Linked DNA regions of Homo sapiens: all the other regions are linked to region 1. Evidence: read pairs that join two places in POLR2A ChIA-PET (ENCODE). Cell type or tissue: A673. All regions are shown on one strand.

Region 1 (8,000 bases):
TCTGACTCGTCTCTCCCCACAAAGACACAGTGGCTCAGAGCTCCCAGGCAGAGAGGGGGACTCAGAGAGCTTCCTCCTACAGAGAACATCATTCTCTCACAGCTCCAGAGGCTGGAAATCCAAAATCAAGGTGCCTGCAGGGCCACGACCCTCTGAAGGCTCTAGGGGAGGCCCCTTCCTTGCTGGTCCCAGGTCCTGGTGGCTCCAGGTCTCCTTGGCCTTCCCTGGCTTGTAGTCGCATCATCCCCACCTCTGCCTCTGTCGTCACGTGGCTGTCTTCCTTCTTCCATGCCTATCCTTTTTTTGTAAGGACAGCAGCCATTGGAAGCCAGTATAACTTCATCTTTACCTTTTTTTCGTTTTGTTTTGTTTGAGACAGGGTCTTGCTCTGTCACCTAGGCTGCAGTGCAGTGGCACAATCACTGCTCACTGCAACCTCCACCTCCCGGGCTCAAGAGATCCTCCCACCTCAGCCTCCCAAGTAGCTGGGATTACAGGTGCTCGCCACCATGCCCTGCAGCTAATTTTTGCATTTTTTTTTTTTTTTTTTTTTTTTTTTTGGGACGGAGTCTCGCTCTGTCGCCCAGGCCGGACTGCGGACTGCAGTGGCGCAATCTCGGCTCACTGCAAGCTCCGCTTCCCGGGTTCACGCCATTCTCCTGCCTCAGCCTCCCGAGTAGCTGGGACTACAGGCGCCCGCCACCGCGCCCGGCTAATTTTTTGTATTTTTAGTAGAGACGGGGTTTCACCTTGTTAGCCAGGATGGTCTCGATCTCCTGACCTCATGATCCACCCGCCTCGGCCTTCCAAAGTGCTGGGATTACAGGCGTGAGCCACCGCGCCCGGCCCTTGCATTTTTTTTAGAGACAGAGTTTCGCCATGTTGCCCAGGCTGGTCTCGAACTACCAACCTCAAGCAATCCTCCCACCTCAAGCTCCCAAAGTGCTGGGATTACAGGCGTGAGCCACCGCAGTCAGCCACATACTAACTTAATCACACCCATAAAGACTCTATTTCCAAAGAAGGTCATAGTCTGAGGTTCTGGGTGGACGTGAGTTTTGCAGGGACACTATTCAACCCACGTCAAGGACTCCTCACTTAATGCATCATGATACTGTTCTTACTCCAGTGGTGAGACCCCAGCCCAGAGCGGGTGCTTGGGAAGAGAGGCGGCCTGTCCACATGCACCTGTCCTCCCAACATGCACCATATTTACTGGGAAAGCTGTACAGCCTCACACATGACCTTCAGTAGTCCCCGGCCTCCTACAGTCGCCACTCCCGAGGCATGTACTCCAGGCTCCCCACTTTCCTGACACAGCCCCACCCTTCTCCAGATCTTTTATGACCATTTGCTTATTTGCTTATACCCCTCCTTGTTCCAAAAAGGATTTCAGGCAGATGGTTTTTATTACCAGGCTAAATGAACACAGCGAGATCCTGTAGCAAATACAGTCTTCTCAGCAAACATAAATTTCCATGAAGCCAACATGAAAAGACCCAAAAAGTACGCGGAAATTAAAATGATCGTGTCAAGCTTGACATCAGGTCCCTTTCTTATTTTCGTTGACTCGCTGACACGCACTACATTCCTCGCCGTTTCGCTTTTGAAAGCTTTGTGTGTTGCTTCTTGTTTTCTGGTAACCCCTTTATGGAAGAGGCGCCCAGCTGGGAAGGGAGGTTCTTGAGGTTATTAAGAGCTGAACACAGTGAGTCAGTGCCTTGTTTTAGGGCACAAACCTTAGGAAAGAGACTGTGAGTGAAGTTCTTCAGGATATCTGGGGATCCTAGTTCCTGCACCAGAGCTGAGCCCTTTAATCACATTGACCCTAATTAGTTTGCTGGGGTGAGGGTTGAACCGTTGACTCATGTTTTGTACTAAAAACAGGGGAGGAGATGCAGCCCCCCAAGTTAACGTGATGCAAATGAAGGCCTTTCTTCGGCCTTTGGAAAGGTTTGGCTTTGCTGCTGCCAAAAGTCATTTTGAGAAAACAATGTGTGTGTGTCCAGGGGTGTGTGTGTGTGTGTGTGTGTGTGTGTGTGTGTGTGTGTCTGTGCACTTGCATGTGTGTGCCCACACGTGTTGGCATATGTGCACGTTGATGCATATCTGAATATGTTCATGTGTTTGGGAGGAGCAGAAAGCAGAAGCGGTGAGGAGGGTGCAAGCAAACCTGGTTCCACGTGTATCAAACTGAACAGTCAGAGAAAGGCCCAGGTGGGAGGATCTCTTAAGGCCAAGAGTTCGAGACCAGCCTCCGCAGCATAGAGAGACCCCATCTCTACAAAAAATTATAAGTAAAGAAATTTTTTGGCCAGGCATGGTGGCTTACACCTGTAATCCCAGCACTTTGGGAGGCCGAGGCAGGTGGATCCCTTGAGGTCAGGAGTTTGAAAGCAGCCTGGCCAACATGGTTAAACCCCATCTCTACTAGAAATACAAAAATTAGCCTGGAATGGTGGTGCACACCTGTCATCTCAGCTACTTGGGAGGCTGAGGCAGGAGAATCACTTGAACCCAGGAGGTGGAGGTTGCAGTGAGCCAAGATCACGCCACTGCAGTCCAGCCTGGGTGACAGAGTGAGACTCTGTCACAAAAAAAAAAAAAAAAAAAAATTAAAAAAAAATTGAACTAGCAGACATGGTGGTTCGCACCTGTAGTCCCAGCTCTTTGGGAGGCTGAGGCAGGAGGATCTCTTAAGCCCAGGAGCTCAAGGCTGCGGTGACCCACGGTCGAGCCATTGCACTCCAGCTTGGGCAACAGGGCAAGATCCTGCCTCTAAAAATTAAATTAACAAAGTTAAATAGAATAAAATAAAACAGAGCATTCTTCTCCCTTTGGGAGGGGATCTGATGATATCTGAGTGTCTGTGGAGCCTCTGACTTCCTCATCTCTAGACTGCCTGGTCCGTGGCAATCTAGAGAGATGCTTCCAGCGAGGCCGCAGCAAAGTCATCCTGATCCCTCAGCCGTAAGAGATACAGCTGGGCCTGGGAGTGGAGAAGACCTTGCAGAAAATTGTGTTTGAGATTCACACCTGTTCATTCAACGGCTCCTGGTTGAGGGCTCAGTGCTCATCACAGCTGCTTCCTCTCATGGCTTGAGGGAGGGTTGGTGGCTCTGGCTGGCTACTGGGGGAGGAAAGAACTTGGGGCTTGGATGGGAGGCCCAGGTGAGGCCCGGATCTTCTTATGGCCAGCCGTGAGGACTGGACATGATGCCTGGCAGTGATAACAGCTCCCTCGCGGTCATTGGCAAGACTAAATAACAGTCTATGCAGACGTGCTTAGGAAATTATAAGGTCTGAGGCAGGCCAGAGGGTCAGGTTAAGAGGGCAGCAACTAGGTGGCATCCAGGACAGGTTTGGCCTTTGTCCAGAGTGGCAGTGGATGACTCTGCCGTCGTCCCCGGCCCCCCACCAGGCCCTGCCATCAGCTACTCAGCTGCCTCGTCCCGTGAGAGCTGAGCCCCTGCCCAAGCTGGTGAGGCCTTCCCACAGCACACCCTGGAGAAGAGGACACTGCAGGAAGCTGCATGTGTTGTGGCCCAAAATCCTGACTGTCGCTCATCCTCCTGGGGTGGGCATGGATCAAGATTTGCCATTGGTGTCTCAGCATCAGCTGGAACTGAGAAGGGAGGGAGGTACTGTGTTGATTAATATCTGAGAACATTCATTCCAATAAAACTCCTTACTCCTAAACAAGTGGACAGCTGCAAGACCACATTTGATGGGACAGTCCAATTCAGAATGGCTAATATCAGTTTTGGATGTTCTCTCTCTCTCTCTCTCTCTTTCTCTCTCTCTCTCCCGCCCCCCATTCTCTTTCTCTCTCTCTCTCTCTCCATATATATATATATATATATATATATTTTTTTTTTTTTTTCTTTGAGACAGACTCTCACTCACTCTGTTGCCCAGGCTGGAGTGCAGTGGCTTGATCTCGACTTATTGCAACTTCCACCTCTCAGGTTCAAGTGATTCTCCTGCCTCAGCCTCCTGAGTAGCTGGGATCGCAGATGCATGCCACCACACCCAGCTAATTTTTGTATTCACCGTGTTGGCCAGGCTAGTCTTGAACTCCTGACCTCAGGTGATCTGCCCACCTCAGCCTCCCAAAGTGCTGGGATTAGAGGCGTGAGCCACTGTGCGCGGCCTCTTTCTGTATTTTTTATTGTAGTAAAACACACATAACGTAAAATGTGCTATTTCAGCCATTTGAAGTACATAGTTCTGTGACATTAAGTACACGCATATCATGCAGCCATCCACCACCATCCCTCTCCGGAGCTTTCTCCTCCTCCCAGACTGAAAGTCTGTACCCATTAAACTGTAACTCCCCACCCCCCCGCCCTCAGCCCCTGGCACCCGCAATTCTACCTTCTGTCTCTATTAATTTGACTATACTAGGTATCTCATAAAAGTGGAATCACAGGCCGGGCGCGGTGGCTCACACCTGTAATCCCAGCACTTTGGGAGGCCGAGGAGGGTGGATCACGAGATCAAGGGATTGAGATCATCCTGGCCAACATGGTGAAACCCCGTCTCTACTAAAAATACAAAAATTAGCTGGGCATGGCGGCACGTGCCTGTAATCCCAGCTACTCGGGAGGCTGAGGCAGGAGAATCGCTTGAACCCAGGAGGCAGAGGTTGCAGTGAACTGAGATCCCGCCACTGCACTCCAGCCTGGCAACAGAGTGAGACTCTGTCTCAAAAAGAAAGAGAGAGGGAAGGAAGGAAGGAAGGAAGGAAGGAAGGAAGGAAGGAAGGAAGGAAGGAAGGGGAATCACAGTATTTGTCTTTTTGCAATGGGCATATTTCACTTAACATAACATCCTCAAGGTTCAGCCGTGTTGGAGCATGTGTCAGAACTTCCTTTTTCTGGCTGGATGTTGCATTGTGTGGTTACAGCATATTTTGTTTATCCATTCGTCTCTCAGTGCACGCCTGGCCTGCTGCCACCTTTTGACTATTGCAAATAATGCTGCTATGAAGGTGAGTGTGCACACACCTGTTTGAGTCTCTACTTCATGCTTTTGATCTCTTTATATTTTAAGAGACAGTTTTTTGGATGTCACTTCTCATCAGTTCATTCCTGGGAAGCTCAGCTGGGAAGTTACTGGTATCTGTCTCATCCAAAAGGTTAAATCTTCCGGTGTCCTGAGTACACACCAGCAATTAGCAAACGCAGGACCACATTGAAATGCCTGTTGCTGAGATTGTTGTCAGCTAAATGATGGGTGCCGGGTAGATAACAGTGAGGTTGCATTTCACAAATGTGTCATCTGACTTTCAGAAACTTCCCATTTCATACCAACTATGATCTGACAGCACCAAAGAAGCTGCAACATGAACTAAGGTGTACCTAGCTTCAGAGAAGAAAAGTGTAAAAGGAACCTCTTTAATTCATTTCCTCACTGATCCTCGCTATTAAATACATTGCCATCAATTAACTTTTCTATTCTCTATTTGGAAATTTCCTTACTAAAGAAAATTCTATCTGATTCTTTCTAAGTAGACTATGAGGCACTATTAACCTAAGTTATACATGAAGGATTATTTCAAGAAATGGGAGGGAGGAGGGTGGCAGGATGGTGTTGGAAAGCGCTATGGTGTGTGTGGACAACAGTGAGTATGTGCAGAATGAGGACTTCTTCCCCACCCAGCTGCAGGCCCAGCAAGACGCTGTCAACATAGTATGTCATTCAAAACCCACAACAGGCCGGGCGCAGTGGTTCACGCCTGTAATCCCAGCACTTTGAGAGGCCGAGGCAGGCAGACCATGAGGTCAGGAGTTCAAGACCAGCCTGACCAACATGGTAAAACCCCGTCCCTACTAAAAATACAAAAATTAGCCGGGTGTGGTGGCAGGCGCCTGTAGTTCCAGCTACTTGGGAGGCTGAGACAGGAGAATCCCTTGAACCCGAGAGGCAGAGGTTGCAGTGAGCTGAGATTGCGCCATTGCACACCAGCCTAGGTGACAGAGCAAGACTCAGTCTCAAAAAAAAAAAAAAAATTAAACAAAATCCACAGCAACCCTGAGAACAACATGGCCCTCATCACACTGGCTAATGACTGTGAAGTGCTGACCACACTCACTCTAGACACCGGCCGCATCCTGTCCAAGCTACACACCGTCCAACCCAAGGGCAAGATCACCTTCTACACTGGCATCCACATGGCCCATCTGGCTCTGAAGCGCTGACGGGGCAAGAATCACAAGACGCATATCATTGCCTTCGTGGGAAGCCCAAAGGCAATGAGAAGGATCTGGTGAAACTGGCTAAATTCCTCAAGAAGGAGAAAGTAAATGTTGACATGATAAATTTGGGGGAAGAGGAGGTGAACAGAGAAAAGCTGACAGCCTTTGTAAACACGTTGAATGGCAAAGATGGAAGCGGTTCTCATCTGGTGGCAGTGCCTCCTGGGCCCAGCTTGGCTGATGCTCTCATCAGTTCTCCGATTTTGGCTGGGGAAGGGGGTGCCATGCTGGGTCTCGGTGCCAGTGACTTTGAATTTGGAGTAGATCCCAGTGCTGATCCTCAGCTGGCCTTGGCCCTCGGGTTTCTATGGAGGAGCAGCAGCAGCGGCAGGATGAGGAGCCCAGACGAGCAGCTGCAGCCTCTGCTGCTGAGGCCAGGATTGCTACAACTGGGACTGAAGGCTCAGACGAGGTCCTGCTGAAGATGACCATTAGCCAACAAGAGTTTGGCCATACCGGACTTCCTGACCTAAGGAAGAGGGGATTGCTTATGTCATGAAGATGTCCCTGCAGGAGCAGAGTTTGGCCAGGCGGAATCAGTAGACATTGATGCCAGCTCAGCCATGGACACTTGCCAGCCAGCCAAGGAGGAGGATGATTACGACGTGATGCAGGATCCTGAGTTCCTTCAGAGTGTCCTGGAGAACCTCCCAGGTGTGGATCCCAACAATGAAGCCATTTGAAACGCTGTGGGCTCCCTGGCCTGCCAGGCCACCAAGGATGGCAAGAAGGACAAGAAGGAGGAAGACAAGAAGTGAGACTGGAGGGAAAGGGTAGCTGAGCCTGCTCAGGGGACTGCATGGGACGCAGAGAATATAGGGTTAGATGTGTGTTATCTGTAACCATTACAGCCTAAATAAAGCTTGGCAACATAAAAAAAAAAAAAAGGAAATGGAACCTCTCATTTCCCATCAGGTTTATATCTGATCTTTCATTCATATCTGATGGGAAATGAGAGGCTCTCCAAGGTAGGTGGTGCAATTTTTGGACAGTGACTTGGTTTGCCTTTACTGTCTCTTCATTGTCACTTGTCTGAGGATGACAGGGTGTCCCGAGACAGAAAACAGGACAGAGCAGAGGATTGGGAAGGCACCTTGCTTTCGCTCTGTATTTGGAAATGAACTTGACTGCTGCGATCACTAGTGCAACATCTTGCTGTATTGATTAACCTGTACTCAGGTATCGCTGGTGACAGAAGTGATCCGTCTGATCCTAACGAAAATCAGAGCCTTGGCCAGGCACAGTGGCTCACGCCTGTAATATCAACACTTTGGGATGCTGAGGCGGGTGGATCACTTGAGATCAGGAGTTCAAGACCTGCCTGGCCAACATGGTGAAACCCTGTCTCTACTAAAAATACAAAAATTAGCCAGACATGGTGGTGCATGCCTGTAATCCCAGCTACTTGGGAGGCTGAGGCAAGAGAATCGCTTGAACCTGGGAGGCAAAGAGTGCAGTGAGCCAAAAATCACGCCACTGCACTCCAGACTAGGTGACAGACTAAGACGCCATCAAAAAAAAAAGAAAAACAAAATCACAGTCTCACTCCAAGTCATAGAAATAGTGGCAACTGTAAAGAACACATATGGCTGTCAGTGGGTGAAGTCTGTCCCCCAAAATGCATATTGAAGCCCTACCTTCTGGTGCCTGTGAATGTGACCTTATTTGGAAACAGAGACTTTGTGGATGTCATCAAGTTAAGATGAGCCCATTAGAATTGGCCCTTATCAGCCCAGTACA
Region 2 (8,000 bases), 680 kb before region 1:
TTTCACTATCTTTCAAAATGTGAATGATTGCTTTTCCTATTTCAAGTGGGGTGGGCATCTGTTTATATGTTTAAAAATCATCTGTATTTCTTTCATTGTGAATTGTCTATTCACATCCATTCTCATCTTTGTGACAGATTGTTGATCTTTTCCTTACTGATTTATAGAAACTTTGTTGTTAAGGAAATTAGTTCTCTATCTGTTTCACACTGCACATAATTTTCCTTGTTTCTCTCCTGTGTTTTGATATGTGTATGTGTATGTATTTGTTGTCATACATATGCTATGCATATAGGATATACACATTACATGCATGTGTATATGAATATAAACATTCTTTTTTCCCATGCTGTTTACTGATCTTACAAAAAATTTTTCCCGTTTTTTTCCTGGATACTTTTATAGGTCCATTTTTTATGCTAAAATCTTTAATCTGCCTGGAACTTATTTTGGTATAAGGAATGAGGTAGGGACCAAGATTGATTTTTTCTAGATGGCAATCCATTTCTCCTATGTATTTAATAATCCAGTTTTTGCTCACTGATAATTTGCCATCTTCGGTTTTGTTTTTTGTTTTTTTTTTTTTGAGACAGAGTCTCGCACTGTCGCCCGGGCTAGAGTGCAGTGGCGCAATCTTGGCTCACTGCAACCTGTGCCTCCTGGGTTCAAGCGATTCTCCTGCCTCAGCCTCCCAAGTAGCTGGGGTTACAGGTGTCCACCACCACGGCCAGCTAATTTTTTTTAATTTTAGTAGAGATGGGGTTTACTATGTTGGCCAGCTGGTCTCAAACTCCTAACCTCGTGATCCACCCACCTCAGCCTCCCAAAGTGCTGGGATTACAGGCATGAGCCACCACACCCAGCCAATCTACCATCTTGATTGACTGACTGAGATGGAGTCTCACTCTGTCGCCCAGGCTGGAGTACACTGGCGTGATCTTGGCTCACTGCAACCTCCGCCTCCCAGGTTCAAGCAATTCTCCTACCTCAGCCTCCCAAGTAGCTGGGATTACAGGTAAGCTACCACACCTGGCTAATTTTTGTATTTTTAGTAGAGACGGGGTTTCAACATGTTGGCCAGGCACTCTCATATTAATGGTCTATGTATGTGGTAATATAGATAGATTTATATTGTGTTTTGATATTTAGTTGCACAACTCCTTTTCTTAGTTTCTCTTCCATACCCATTCTTGATGTTCATTTTTACATATGAAGTTTAAAATCAATTTGTCTAGTTTCAAATTAATCCTGTGCAGTAACCAGGCCTCTTGTTAGTCACAGCCTTGTATAGACCTCTCCTACCATGTATCAGGGTTGGTGGATTGATCTATGTGACCAAGAGAATGCGCAGAAGTGATAATTTGTGACTTCCTAAAGCACTGCCGCTTCTGCCTGGTATCACACACTCTGGGAAAAGCCAGCCCCATGAGGTCAAGCAGGGCTAGGTGGAGGTCCACAAGGCAAGGAACTGAAGCTTCCTGACAACTGCCAACATCCGCTTGCCAGCCATGTGAGTGAGCTATCTTGGAAGTAGAACCTCTGGGCCCAGTTACTCCCGCAGATGACCAAGCCCTGGTCAACATCTTGGCTAGCTACATGAGAATCTCCAGAAGCATCCAACTAAACTGCTCCTGAATGCCTGACTTAGCGAAATTGTGAGATTTCACAATTGTGAAATATTTTACTGTTTTAAGCCACTAGCTTTTGAGGTTGTTTGTTATATATACAGCAATATACATAACTAATTTGCCCTGTTCATGTATATACTGGGATTGTGTTAAATTTTAAAAAGCTTTAGGGAGAACCAATCTCATTATCATAATATGTGTTCTTATCCAAGTACATGAAATATCTTTTCATTTAAGGCTTCTATGTGTCTCTCCATAGCATTTAAAAATTTTTCTTTATATACATTTAAGTATTTTATCTCTTTTTTGGTATTGAAAATATTTTCTTTCAACATACTTTCTAACAGGTAATTGTTTATATATATTTTTATATACAAGTATAGGTTTATATAGGTTAGTGTAGGTTTTCAGTTGATCATTTTGGATTTTCCTGGTACACAGCCCTAGCCTCTGTAAATAATGATACTCACATCTCCTCTTTTCTATCTTCTTTCTTTCTCATATCTGCTTTCTCAGTTAATATACCCAGGATAACAATAAATATTAATGGTGATGTTTTACCATTAAGCAAGATGATGGCTTTTGGCTTAAAATATTAGCATGTTGAGAAATATTCATCAATTCCCATTTTCTTACTAGTTTTGGTCAAGACAGTGACCTGAATTTTATCCAATACCTTTACAGCAACTTTGAGTTGATAAGACAACTTTTCTCTTATGATGCATATTAACGAACTAAATTATATTAGTAGGTTTTCTAATTGAATCATTATTATAGTAGAGAAGGTCTTTATCTTTCTGTATTATTCGCATGAATAAGCTTACTTATAAATTATTATATGCTCATTATACCAGTTAAAACAATAAAGCTGGCCAGCCTGGATGACAGTGAGACCGTGTCTCAAAAATAATTAAAATAAAAATAAATAAAATTTTAAAAATAATAAAATAAAACAATAACGCTGTTATAATTTGAAATAAGTATGCTGGAAAAAAATTACCTTTTCCTTCCCTTCTCAAATTTCAACAATAAAAACAAAATCATTTTTTTGTTATGTTCTCAAGCTTATTCCATGATAACTTTGTGTGGAATAAGCTGACTCCAAAATAGTTCTAGTTCATCATTCCATCTAGATAAATTAATGAAAACTAAACCTTTAAACAGTTTAATGTAATTTTGACTCACTTGTCGTTCCTCAAAAGGATTATATGGCTCAGTATTGACTTCTTGGTGTATTATGTTCCAAGATACCTGTGGGCAAAACAAAAAATAAAATTCACTTTATCTCAATCGCTCTAGTAAAATAAGCCCATCAAGTAGTAACACTTTAAAACACACCCACAATTTTTTCAAGTTTTTTTTCCCATTTAGATCATGTTCCATGCTTTCCGTAAACATGTATATTAGGAAAGTTATTTAGAATTAGCATATCTGGAAATGATTATGATCCATTGCTCTTAACCTATTTTTTTCAAAGCTTCCTAGAAAACATAATGAGTGGGGCAATTCAATAAGGATTTAATGAATTCATACCCTATAAAGGCAACCATAGGAGAATCTTGATTTCATCTCTTCCTTGTTAGGAAAGAACTCATACACATCCCTCTTGTTTCTACCTGGCTGTCTCTTTTTAACATTCTCATTCCTCCCCTGGTTTGACAGGAGAAGCTGGGCCTGTGTAGGTCAGAGTCTTCCTTTTTCCTTCTCTTTCTGAGGAGCTGCCAGCACATTTTCCCTTCCTCCTTCATGCGCTAAGTCCTATGGGGCAGGCACCCCACGCTGGAAGGCCTCCAGGTGGGCCCTCCTGTAACTGGCAGGTAAGGCACTGTGATGCAGGCTACACTTCCAGCTAGCACTTGAACTTTCCTACAAACAGCCACCTTCTCCTCCAGCACCTTTATTAATTCTTAGGATGACGTTTTGGCTCCACCTGCTGTCTTATTTCTCAATCTGTGTAGAATTTCAGTAGCAAAGATGGGTATTGTTTATTGGACCCAAGCTTCTTTCTGAGAAGATTACCTGTCATGCCTCACAAAAGAGTTCATATTTTAAAAGTATTTTCAGGCAAAAGCTTCAGTAATCATTATAAAGTCAATCAACTTTAAGGATTCTTGCAAATATAACGGCAATGAAAAATGAAAAGGAAAATTTAACTTCAGTATTAAGAAGACTTTTCTATTTAACTCTTACCTGTATGGCAACCATCTGCACGTGTGGAATGTTTGTTACTGCACTGGTGCTTTCTGGAATTACTTCACATTTGTTGTTAGAATTTCCACAGTGCTCATCATTTCTGTTAGACTCACTCAGGACTGTATGAGCATCACCTGTGCTGCAGTGTGACTTTACAGATATTCCCAAAGAGCCCTCAAGGATCTGTGTTTCAGAGGCAATCTGGTGACCAGCAACATTCTCAGCATTCAAATGATGACCCTCAAAATAGGCAGCAGCATTTTTATCTGCTCTGTCATTGGCTACAAAAGACGGCACCACTGGTACTGATCTTGGTAGCTGATATTCAGGAGAAAGGCTGGCCAAGGGTGTATATATGCTGGTGTACTGGGGCAAACCTGGTAACACGTTTATGTATGCTGGCGGTGTCTGGGTGATATCAAATCTCTGGAAAGGAAGATACGTACAGTATCCTGTGACCAAATGGGATTGAGCCCAATAAGTTGGTTTCACATCCTCAAGAACCGGTTTGGGGGAATTACAGGAGACTCGCTTGTAATTTGCATCCTCAGAGCCTGGTTTAGGAGAATTAGAAGAGACCCCTTTGGGTTGCCCATCCTCAGAAACTTGTCTAGAAGAATTGTCGGATACTGGTTTGGCCTTCACATCTTCACAAGCTGGCTTGGGAGAATTTGCAGACACAGGTTTGGGTTTCACATTTTCAAAAGCTGGTGCTGAAGATGAATCTGACACTGGTTTAGACTTTACATCTGGTTTAAATTCCCTAGCAGCTGGATTCAGTTGTAGTTTAACTCGTACATACTCCCCTGCTTTTGAAATTTCTTCTACTTTTGTTTTAATGTTTTTCTTCTTCCTTTTTTTCTTGAGCCGTGATGCAACCTTCTTCAGTGCAATACAGTTGTCAATCACAACAAAACGAGGGCATCCCAAGAGAAAAGGTTTTAAACCTCCTGCTTTTTCTAGTATCTGTCGAGTTTCTTCTGGGAAAAACTCATATTCTGCAGAGAACATCTTGTTACTCATGTCCAAGGGACCATGTTCCTCCAAAAACTGAGAGAAGTAACTTGGAAAAAATTTACATTTACATGAGTTACTATAAGGAAGTACTTGAATATGTCTATTTGAAAAAAACTTTTATTCTCCCAAAGGAAAACACTGTTTCACTTTTCACTGATCTCAACCTTTCCTCAACAACAAATATAACAAACATAAGGTTAACTGCAATCAATGATACTATAAAGAAAATTTTGTCTACCTCCTAGAAAATGATCATTTAAAACTTTTCTGGGAGCAGGGGAAAGCAAAAGGAAATCAAAAAGTTATTTCATAACTTTCAACTATGTAATTACATAATTTATTCTAAAAACAACAACAAAAAATTTATTCAGGAAAGATAATAATGCCAATAAGAATTTTAAATAAAAAGAGAAAATCAAATCTCAAAAACAAATCCTATTTGAATTTGCGTACAGTAAATACTGAAAACTACATACTTTAGCTTTACTTTTGGATGCCTGAAGCAAATTCTAGCATACTTTAAGAAATAATAGTATAATTTTACAGTTGTTTCCACACTGTCACCCAAGAGTTCTCTGGAAATATGATTTGCTCAGCATTTCAACTCTAAAGAAAAACCATGAAGAAGGATCTAAGAGCACAGAACTAAATAGGAATGATGCAATACAGGAAAACAGAAGAAAGGGCCATATGGTGGATATGCTACTGACAGGACTTCCAGGAGAAGAGTTGGCTTTTAAATTAATACTCTATTACAGACCTCAGCCCTTGATTTATTTTCTTAAAAGGAAGGCCTCATGCACTATCTAATAACACAAAGCTCAAAATGGTAAGCTATCTGAGATTTTCCTGAATTTTTTACTTGTTTTATCCACCCCACTCAGTATCGACTTAGTAGCTCAAACTGACAAAATCAATAATCATTAGGACTCTAAATTTAATAATTAAAAATCCTCAGGGCGGGGCGAGGTGGCTCATGCCTGTAATCTCACCATTTTGGAAGGCTGAGGCAGGCAGATCACTTGAGGCCAGGAGTTGGAGACCTGCCTGGCCAACATGGTGAAACCCTTCTCTACTAAAAATACAAAAATTAGCCAGGCATGGTGGTGCAAGCCTGTAATCCCAGCTACTCGGGAGGCTGACGCATGACAATCACCTGAACCTGGGAGGCAGAGGTTGTAGTGAGCAGAGATTGCACCACTGCACTCCAGCCTGTGTGACACAGCAAGACTCTGTCTCAAAAAAAAAAAAAAAATCCTAAATTAACTTTGTGTAAAATGTGGCAAAATCTCTAAAAACAGGCACAAATTAAACAACTTCTGATCTTTAATTGGCAGCCTTAGTATAAAATAATGGTTGTAAAAATTTCAACCCACTTACTCATATAGAGTTGAACATTTTTGTTTTGGGTTCATGTCCCATAGCTTCTTATTGCGGACAACATATTCGTTACTGTGTTGGTCATAGAGAGCTTCGAATTCTTCTACATCTTGCCGAAGATGGTCAGGCACTGCAAATGGGCCTGCAGAATCTGAATTTCGATTGCTGGTAAATAACAACAAAAAACACCCAATTTTGTGGATGATAGACCTTTGGTTTATTATTTAACCAGAAGAATGTCTAATTGAAATAAACACAATAATGGCAATATATTACTCAGCTCTATGTTGCAAAAAAATAGCACCAGGGAACTTAGTGTAGAAAAGTTACCCTTCCACAGTTATAGGCGAGAAATATCATATCTGACAATCTAAGTAAGCACTTTCAATTATTTAGTCTTGCTCCAAAGAGCAAAATTCTTAAAACTCCATATTTTTAAAAAAAGTTGCATTAATTATAACTTGTTAAATGACTGAAAGACAAATGAAGATTGTATTATAACTGCTATAAATTAACTTAAAGTGAGACTGAGACTGGTAAATGGTATTAATAAAAGGTTTTTTTTAAGCCAGGTGTGGTGGCTCACGCCTGTAATCCCAGCACTTTGGGAGGCCAAGGCAGGCAGATCACTTGAGGTCAGGAGTTCGAGATCAGCCTGATCAACATGGAAAAACCCCGTCCCTAATAAAAATACAAAATTAGCCAGGCGTCATGGCGCATGGCTGTAATCCCAGCTACTCAGGAGGCTGAGGCAGGAGAATTGCTTGAACCCAAGAAGTGGAGGTTGCAGTGAGCTGAGATCACGCCATTGCGCTCCAGCCTGGGCAACAAGAGCGAAACTCCATCTAAACAAAAGTTTTTTTTAAATGTAAGATGTTAGCACTCTAAAAAGATGTAGTAGTTTGAGTGTGGACTCTAAAACCAGGCTGCATGACTTAAATCCCAGCTCTGCTATTTATAAGCTTTGTGTTCTTGGGCAAGTCGCTCTGCACTGTGCCTCAGAGTTTCCTTATCTGTACATTGGACAGAATATAATAGCACTTACCTCCTAGGCAGGATAAGTGGATTGAAAGAGTTTATGTATGTAAACCCCCAAAACAATGTCTGATACATAAGAATTAATCTCAGTAAAGGCTATGCTATGGTCTGAATGTTTGTGTTTCTGCAAAACTCATATGTTGAAACCTAATCACCAATGTGATGGTGTTAGGATGTGGATTCTTTGGGAGGTAATTAGGCTCTACCCCCATGAATGGACTTATTGCCCTTATAAAAGAGGCCCCAGAGAGTTGCCTTGTCCCTTCCACCATGAGAAAACACAGCAAAAAGGCACCATCTATGAACCAGAAAGCAGGCCCTCACCAAACACTGAATCTGCCAGTACCTTGATCTTGGGACTTCCCAGCCTCCAGAACTGTGAGAAATAAATTTCTGTGTGTAAGCCTCCCAGTTTATGGTATATTGTTATAGCAGCCCAAACTGACTAAGACAGGCTATTATTTTAACTTAAAACAATTACCCTACTTAAAGAATCCATGAAATGACCACGTAATTTTTAACTGCTCTGATAGCTCCTTTAAGAAATGAGAAAAAAAAAACCATGTTGTACATTTTTGGTTCATAAAGGAGTATGATATAAAAAGGTTACTGCTACTCACTAGTTTTATTTCTTAAATATTTGTTTATTGAAAACTCAGTTTTGACAACCAGATGGCATTGAAAATCACTAATATATAAGGTGAAAACATAACATCATATACAGCTCCCAAAACAGCTTCCTCT
Region 3 (8,000 bases), 98 kb before region 1:
GCTCAAGCCTATAATCTCAGCACTTTGGGAGGCCGAGGCAGGTGGATCTACTTGAGGTCAGAAGTTCGAGACCAACCTAGCCAACATAGGAAAACCTTGTCTCTACTAAAAATACAAAAATTAGCCAGGCATGGTGGCGGGGGCCTGTAATCCCAGCTACTTGGGAGGCTGAGGCAGGGGAATTGCTTGAACCCGGGAGGCGGAGGTTGCAGTGAGCTGAGATCATGTCTGCACTCCAGCCTGGGCAACAGAGCAAGACTCTGTCTCACATAAATAAATAAATAAGCACCAAAAAAATCTTTTTTTAAATATTGAAATCATGCTCGATGCAAGAGAAGCTGCCAAGATAATCAAAGAGCTCCTGTGTATCTTTTCCTCAGTTTACCCTGATGGCTCCATCTTCTGTAACAGTGGTCCAGTAGCAAAATGAGAAACTTGGCATTGGCACAATGTGTATGCAATCGTTCTAAGTCTTTTTATCACATGTTAAAATTCATGTAACCGCCACTATGATCAAGACACAGAACTGTTCTAGGGGTGACCCCTTTCATAACAAATCTTTTATAACAGCCTTTTTACCATCCTGAAACAAAAACCACAGACGATAGTGCAGATTCCTGTTACATATACCTATCACGACACAGAATCTGAAATGAGAGACATGCATTAAGTACACATAATATATTAAGTGCAATATGAAGGAAATACAAGGAAAGTGGAGGGTTGTAATAAAGTAAAATATATTCAATGCCTAATGTGCTTGAGCACTCACTCTATCTACACTAGAAGACACAATGAAGCCATCAGAAAGAGGCAATTGAAGGAATCCACAGCCACAAAGAGGGGCTGATGCAGGTGTAATATACCGAGGCCTCAAAACCACAGATGCAATTTGTCATGAGACTAAAACAAAGTACAGTAGTTGCATTCCTGGAAATACAGCACAAAATCCACTTTATGTTCCTATGGAGTGAGTTTCCAGGCTCAGACGGTCCTAAGCGGGTTTGTCATTTACCTGAATGGTGTGTGGGGTAAAGGACAACTCTCTACAGAGAGGACAATTCTGGCAGGTCCTGGAGCACCCCTGGCTCCTGTCCCCTCAAGGCCAGGAAGTCCCCCACTGTAATCCTGCCAATCACAAAGGCTTCCTCGAATTTCCAAAATAGCCCCTAGGGGGCAGTCCTGACCCTGCTGAGAACCGCCGGCCTATTGGATACTGAGGCCATGTGCCCGGCAGTGTGCCAGGCTGGGGAGGGAGGAGGGAGGGTCGGGGAGCACAGATGAAACACACATGGTGTCCAGCCCTGTGAAACGTGCCCTCTCATTAGATTCAGGTCACTAGATATAGCAAATGAAAATATTGCACGGGACATGTTTATACTCAATATTATTTGTTGTTTATCTGAAATTTAAATTTAACTGGGTGTCTTGTGTTTCGTCTGGCAGCCCTACTGATAACACAAAGGCCATGGAGACAGGATGGCTGGTGCTGTCCTTGGGGACCAAGGGGACTCGGAGGAGGGGTCTGTAGAAGGAGACGTGGAGACTGTTTCTGGCATGGGAGTGGCCTCTGCCTTTTGCAGGGTTTTACACACTCAGTAGCTCCTGAATGCCCACGCTGATTCAGGAGGTGACATTATTATCCCTAGCTTGCCAGTGAGGCAATTGAGGTGTCAAGAGGCCACATGACTCCCCCAAGACGCATCTCACAGGGGCAGGAGGCAGGTGCCGATAGAACTCTCCCCGTGATGGTCAGTGGAGCCTCCACACTGGGGTGGCAGGGTGTGCTGGGAAAAGCAGTGGCGGGAGGGCAGGCACGGAAAAGCAGTGGCGGGAACCTCTGCCATCTCCGGACAAGGCATCCTCGCAGGAACAACTGAGGTCAGAGGGCTTGGTTTAGGATGTGGGGATGGTCAGCAAATGCAGGCTTAGAAAGTGGTGAAGGTCTGTGTGGCTGCAGAAGCCAGAAACTATCAGGAACGTGGAAAGAAACCTGTTTTATGATTTTTGGGTTTTTCGTTTTGTTTTGTTTTTAGACAGGAGTCTAGCTCTGTTGCCCAGGCTGGAATGCAATGGCTTGATCTCGGCTCACTGCAACCTCTGCCTCCTGGGTTCAGGCGATTCTCCTGCCTCAGCTTCCCGAGTAACTGGGATTACAGGCATGCACCACCACGCCTGGCTAATTTTTGTATTTTTAGTAGAGATGGGGTTTCGCCATGTTGGCCAGGCTGGTCTCAAACTCCTGACCTCAGGTGATTCACCCGCCTCAGCCTCCCAAAGTGCTGGGATTACAGGCATGAGCCATTGCGCCCTGCCAATAAACCTGTTTTAAATCGCAGCACTTTGGGAGGCCGAGGGGGGCAGATCACCTGAGGTCGGGAGTTTGAGACCAGCCTGACCAACATGGAGAAACCCGTCTCTACTAAAAATACAAAATTAGTTGGGCGTGGTGGCACATGCCTGTAATCCCAGCTACTTGGGAGACTGAGACGGGAGAATCACTGGAACCCAGGAGGCAGAGGTTGCAGTGAGCCGAGATCACGCCACTGCTCTCCAGCCTGGGTGACAAGAGCGAAACTCCATCTCAAAAAAAAAAAAAAAAAAAAAAAAAAAAGAGCTGCTTTGCACCAAGGAGCCCGGCCCACCAGGAAGAGAAGGGGATAAGACGCGTGCCCTTGTTCTTAAGAAACATGTGCTGGCCTCCCCTCAGCAGATGCCTCCAGATAAGCCCAGCACCCACAGTCCTGCACACTTGCCTTCCCGGCCCTTCACCACCCACAGGGATGGGAGCAAGGCAAAGACATCATCAGAAGATGCTGTGATAATGAGCCCGACCGTGAGGACCAATGGAGAAGCCCCTGGACCTGGTGAAAGGTTGCCTCCCTCAGGGCTCTTGTCTTCTGCGTTTATAGCTGATTTCTCCCAGACAGGGGTACTCTTCCAGCCATGGGGTGGCAGGGGGCATGGGTCCCCCAGGCACGGAGTAGAAGCCCAAGCTCACGCTCTGAGACACAGGAAGAGCCCAGAGAAGATGCTGGAATCCACCAGCCTGGTTTTAGCTCAGGCGTGTTCTTATTTGTACAGGGCTTACCTGGACTGGCTTTCACTGAAACTCAGATTTAATATCTTTGGGAGATGAGTCCACAATGAGTCATGGAATATTCTTTCAACTAGCAGTAGGAGAGACACTGGCCTAGGAACCAGTGTTTGGTAACTGTTTCCATGCCTATGGGAGCCGAAAGCTGAGTTCTCCCGCTAAGAGCAGGGTGGGACACTCAGGAGACCGTGTTCTGTTCGGTGGGGACCTCGCAGCTTCAGAGTGGGGTGGAGAGCTCAGGAGGAGGTTATCTTCAAATCGCTGGGGAGAGTCAGTAAAAAGTCCTAAAAGGAAAGCTTAGCTGGATCACTTTTCCTTGCTGTCTTGGGAAAATTTAAAAGAGAAGCCAAACCAAATTCATGAAAAGTCTGGGTGCGGAAAGAGATGCAATTGACTTGGGTTAAAAAAAAAGTCAATTTTTCTGATTATAAAAGCATTAAAAATATATGGGACAGGACTACAGCATTAAGCTTGTTGAAGAAGATTTAGAAGAAATATGGAAGAGTAAATCACCATAATCTTGCTACCTAGAACAACTTTTCTGAAAAATGGAAACAAGCTCTCACTATGTTATCCAGGCTGGACTCAAAATCCTGGGCTTAAGCAATCCTCCTGCCTCAGCCTCCTGAGTAGCTGGGACTACAGGAACATGCCACTGCAACTGGCTAGAATAACTTTATTTTTAATTAAGAATAAGTTAAAATAACCACTAACTAAACATTGCCAGTTCAGTTGACCCTCTCTTAGTATATAGATCAGAATGGTTTGTTATTAATATATACATGGTTTATATACAAACAGAGAGAAAGCTGGTCTCTAAAGTTTCTTGAGGACGTTGATGTCTCCTTTCTAGTTTGGCTTACCTATGAATTTCCTTGTTAAACCCTTTTTAAAAATAAATGATATTATGGTAAACTTTATTTTGGTTATTGTTAAGGTAATGCAAAAGTAAGCTGAATGCAATGCACCTATGTCCCAGTTATTCGGGAGGCTGAGGCAGGAGGATCGCCGGAGGCCAGGAGTTCAAGACCAGCCTGAGCAACACAGTAGGACTGCCCCCCCATCTCTCTTTTTTTTTTCCTTTTAAAGTAATGAGGCTTTGGTATATGGCCTATACTGCTAATATAGTTGCAATATTTCAAATAAGGTGCTTATAAGGTGCAGTATTTCCAGAAGAGATCCAAAGTTGCACATAATTGTTGGGGGGAAGGTCTAGGGGAAGAGAAAGAACCCAACTAATAGTCATTCTCCAGCTCGGTCATCTGTTAACCAACAGAGAGAACATTTAAACTTTTGAACTTCAGCTTCCCTTTCTGTAACATGGAAGGGTGGGACACAGCAGTGGTTCTCACCCAGGGAGTCCATTAGAATTGCACTGGAGAGCTTTTGAAAATATGCATGATGGCCAGGCATGGTGGCTCACGCCTGTAATCCCAGCACTTTGGGAAGCCGAGGCAGGTGGATCACCTGAGATCAGGAGTTCGAGACCAGCCTGGCCAACATGGTGAAACCCTGTCTCTACTAAAAATACAAAAAATTAGCGGGACATGGTGGCGCACCTGTCATCCCAGCTACTCGAGAGGCTAAGGCAGGAGAAACGATTGAACCCAGGAGGTGGAGGTTGCAGTGAGCCAAGATCACACCACTGCACTCCAGCCTGGGCAACAAGAGCGAAACTGCGAGAAAAAAAAGAAAAAGAAAGAGAGAGAAAGAGAGAGGGAGGGAGGAAGGAAGGAAGGAAGGAAGGAAGGAAGGAAGGAAGGAAGGAAGGAAGGAAGGAAAAGAAAATATGCACATGTGGTCGCCTCTGGGGCATTTTGTCCCAATGGGCCTCCCGCAATTGAGGTAGGGAAAGGAAGATCTTTGTTACTTTGAAAACGCTCCCCAGACCATGGTAGGTTGAAGGAGACTTGCCCCAGCTTGAGCCAATTGTAAAATTTGCCGGAATTTTGTGAGCTGGTAGCTAAAAGAGTCACTATTTAAAAATTTAAAATCATAAGCTTACAATTAAATAAATTATATTACCACAAAAGTAATAAATACTCAAAACTCATCACTTCCTAGTTGTTTTAATACATTCAACTTCCTAATTGTTTTAGCATTTTTTACTTCCTGATTGTGTTAGTACATTTTACTGGTACCTATGCTCTAGAAGTTGTTTGCACCTATTGTATCTGGAGGGTGGAAATACTATACAATGGTGTGGTGTTTCACATCTCTGCCAATGCTGGCAGCTTGAAATCAGCTACTGTGGGAGTATTTACACCACAGAAATGGGCAGATGCTAGGAATCAGGAGATTTTTCCCTTCTGGTGATCCAGTTTGTGGTTAAACATTCCTCAACATGTTACTGTCCCCGATGTGATGTAGGCTTAATTCAGAAGTGTGATCCTGGGCTCCTTTTAAATAACTTTGATCTGAAGATGAGGCTTCTATGCTTTCACTTGCTGAGATGCTAGCGCCTCCTGGTGTGACTGGTTTTGTGGCTGCAAAGTCTCTTTCTCCAGTTTCTTTTAAAGGAGAGCCATGTTTGCTCTGTTCTTCCTGGCACTGAAGTAGCAGGTGTGTTTGTGCAGGTCTTTAAGGTACCCTTAAAGTAAACAGCCTTGATAAAATCTTTTTTTCCTCTTTTCTTCATTCTTCTGTTACTTGTATTGATCCAGGTCTTTCTACAGGCACAGAGTATGCTGGCTGTGTTTGTACATTTTTGCAAATAGATAATCGTGGAAGTCTATTCTATAGAAACAGCCTTTATGACTATGAACTGTAACCAAGGGGGTGGCAAGCAACTTCCTCTCCTTTGAGATTTTGGTGTATGGAAGGTTTCCACTTAAACTCCTTTCTACAGCGTGGCCTTCTCTTTTGTTGCTGTATTTGGAATGCATACCAGCTGTCACAGGGCAATAATCCCGGAGATGAAATCAATTCTCTTAATGGCCTTTTATGGAAAGTTCAAGCTTGCCTTGGGTTGGTATATTTTTAGCTTCAGGTATATTTTTTGGCGTATTAAGGGAATAAGGCTCCCATGCATGGATTGTGTGTGAACTGTTGAGAAGTTAATTGGTGTTCAAAGTGAGCCCTGTGTGTTGCCAAGGTATTGGGGGTGTCTGGTAAATGGCACACTCTTCCTGCCCAAATTCTGAACCAAATGAAAGGTGAAAAAAGGCATGAGGCCAATGGAGTCGCAAAGACCGTTTTTGTTGTTGTTGTTGTTTTTGAGATGGAGTCTGGCTCTGTCGCCCAGGCTGGAGTGCAGTGGTGTGATCCTGGCTCACTGCAACCTCCGCCTCCCGAATTCAAGCAATTCTCCTGCCTCAGCCTCCTGAGTAGCTGGGATTACAAGTGCCCACCACCATACCTGGCTAATTTTTGTATTTTTAGTAGAAACGGGATTTCACCATGTTGGCCAGGCTGGTCTTGAACTCCTGACCTCAGGAGATCCATCCGCCTTGGCCTCCCAAAGTGCTGGGATTACAGATGTGAACCACTGTGCCTGGCCCAAAGACTGCCTTTATTCCAGCCCAAAGACTACGTTTATAACTGACAGTCTAGGTTGGAGAATGTGGCTTATATCTTTGGGCAAATAAGCTCCCTAATACAGAAGTCCAATTTTGGCGTGGGGGGTGGGTGGGGTGGGCGTGGGGGGTGGGTGGGGTGGGCGTGGGGGGTGGGTGGGGTGGGTGTGGCGGAACTGGACAGACCCCTACTCCACCCCACAGGGATGAGCCCATCCTTGGAGGAGCCCAGCCCTGGAAGTGCCAGTCACTCCTGAGAGTAAATCGAGATGCAGGACCTCTTACTGCCCATGACCCAGGTCTCCTTTCAAACCTACCAATCAGGATGCTAGACGTGCATGATGGGCAGAGCAAGCCAGGGGTTATGCTAATGAGCTCCCTCCCCTGGATGGGATCCTGTGGGTTTCCTTCTTCCCATGGGCACCCCCAACCTGGCCTGGCCAACAGACACTGCAAACAGGCGCCCTTACCTGCAGCAGCTCAGGAAAACTCCTCTATTTGAAAGCTGAGCTCTGTCTGTATTAGACTAAGTTTATGGAATGGAAAAGGGTAGATGGTCATTTCAGAGTGACTTTGGGGGGAAAAAACTCAGGATATTGTAATTAAAGTTGGTTATACCAAGAAAGTCAAAAGTTCTGGCCTTCATTACCCTTAAGTGATGACGCTTGTGTGAATTGCATCCCCCCCACCTCAAAATTCATGCCCACCTGGGACCTCAGAATGTGACTTCATTTGGAAATAGGGTATTTCTTTATGGATGTAGTCAGGTTAAGATAATGTCATACTGGGTTAGAGGGGGCCCTAAATCCAGTATGACTGTATCCTTATAACAAGAGGAAAATTTGGACATGGAGACACAGACATGGAGGATACCGTGTGATGATGAAGGCAGAGATTAGAATTATGTTGCCATGAGCCAAGGAACAGCAAGGATTCCCAACAAACACCAGGAGCTGGAAGAGGCAGGAAAGGCTTATTTCCTAGAGACTTCAGAATGGTCCAGCAGTTGGCCACCCATGTGGACCCCTTGAGGAAGGAAGAGGGAGATTTTCTTTGGGAGGAGAGATGATGGAGGAATGGGCAAAATCCAGGTGGCACTGGGGATGTTGCTGGATTGTGTGGGTGATGGCAGAGGTGGGATATCTTATGGTTCCATCTCTACTGAGGCTCTGAGCCTCCTGGACACTTGCAGCCCTCCCAGCCCATCACCTGCATCCTTCATTTTGCAGTGAAAGTACCAGAATCCACATGGTTGCTGTGGAGGGTCATCAGGCAGGCCCCCAAAGGTTATTCGGGGCCCAGGAAGCCACTCTGTCTCCACACTCAAGTCCAGCACCCCTCCCCTCCACTCTCTTCCCAAGCTTAGTCTTTAGCAGGAAGGAAAAATG

The links. Peaks named below come from ENCODE experiments on the same cell type or tissue, not always from the same donor. Only the 100,000 strongest peaks of a DNase experiment are listed, where the experiment ranks them.
Region 2: POLR2A ChIA-PET joins it to region 1 with 29 read pairs; 1 of 35 experiments calls an interaction of 5 or more read pairs at or near these places.
Region 3: POLR2A ChIA-PET joins it to region 1 with 5 read pairs; 2 of 35 experiments call an interaction of 5 or more read pairs at or near these places.

What each region holds. Positions count from the first base shown.
Region 1 is chr21:36,485,001-36,493,000 of GRCh38, reverse strand. All of the region lies in intron 2 of CLDN14-AS1 (CLDN14 antisense RNA 1), which reads right to left. It also overlaps a transcript of CLDN14 not described here and the pseudogene PSMD4P1. Among named protein-coding and RNA genes, the nearest start is that of CLDN14, 8.9 kb to the right of the region's middle. In A673, no CTCF peak of the experiment used is centred here; DNase peaks (open chromatin) are centred at 1,650 and 4,880; H3K27ac peaks cover 7,087 bases.
Region 2 is chr21:37,162,434-37,170,433 of GRCh38, reverse strand. TTC3 (tetratricopeptide repeat domain 3) reads right to left here. Exons shown (of 46, transcript NM_001330683.2): 32 at 6,219-6,383; 33 at 3,819-4,884; 34 at 2,814-2,879. Among named protein-coding and RNA genes, the nearest start is that of TTC3-AS1, 27 kb to the left of the region's middle. In A673, a CTCF peak has its summit at 3,563 (motif pointing left); a DNase peak (open chromatin) is centred at 5,513; H3K27ac peaks cover 2,558 bases.
Region 3 is chr21:36,582,741-36,590,740 of GRCh38, reverse strand. No RefSeq gene overlaps it. Among named protein-coding and RNA genes, the nearest start is that of CLDN14, 110 kb to the right of the region's middle. RefSeq lists an enhancer at 1,046-1,095 and a silencer at 1,226-1,285. In A673, CTCF peaks have their summits at 967, 1,170 (motif pointing right) and 5,546 (motif pointing left); DNase peaks (open chromatin) are centred at 1,210 and 4,980; H3K27ac peaks cover 515 bases.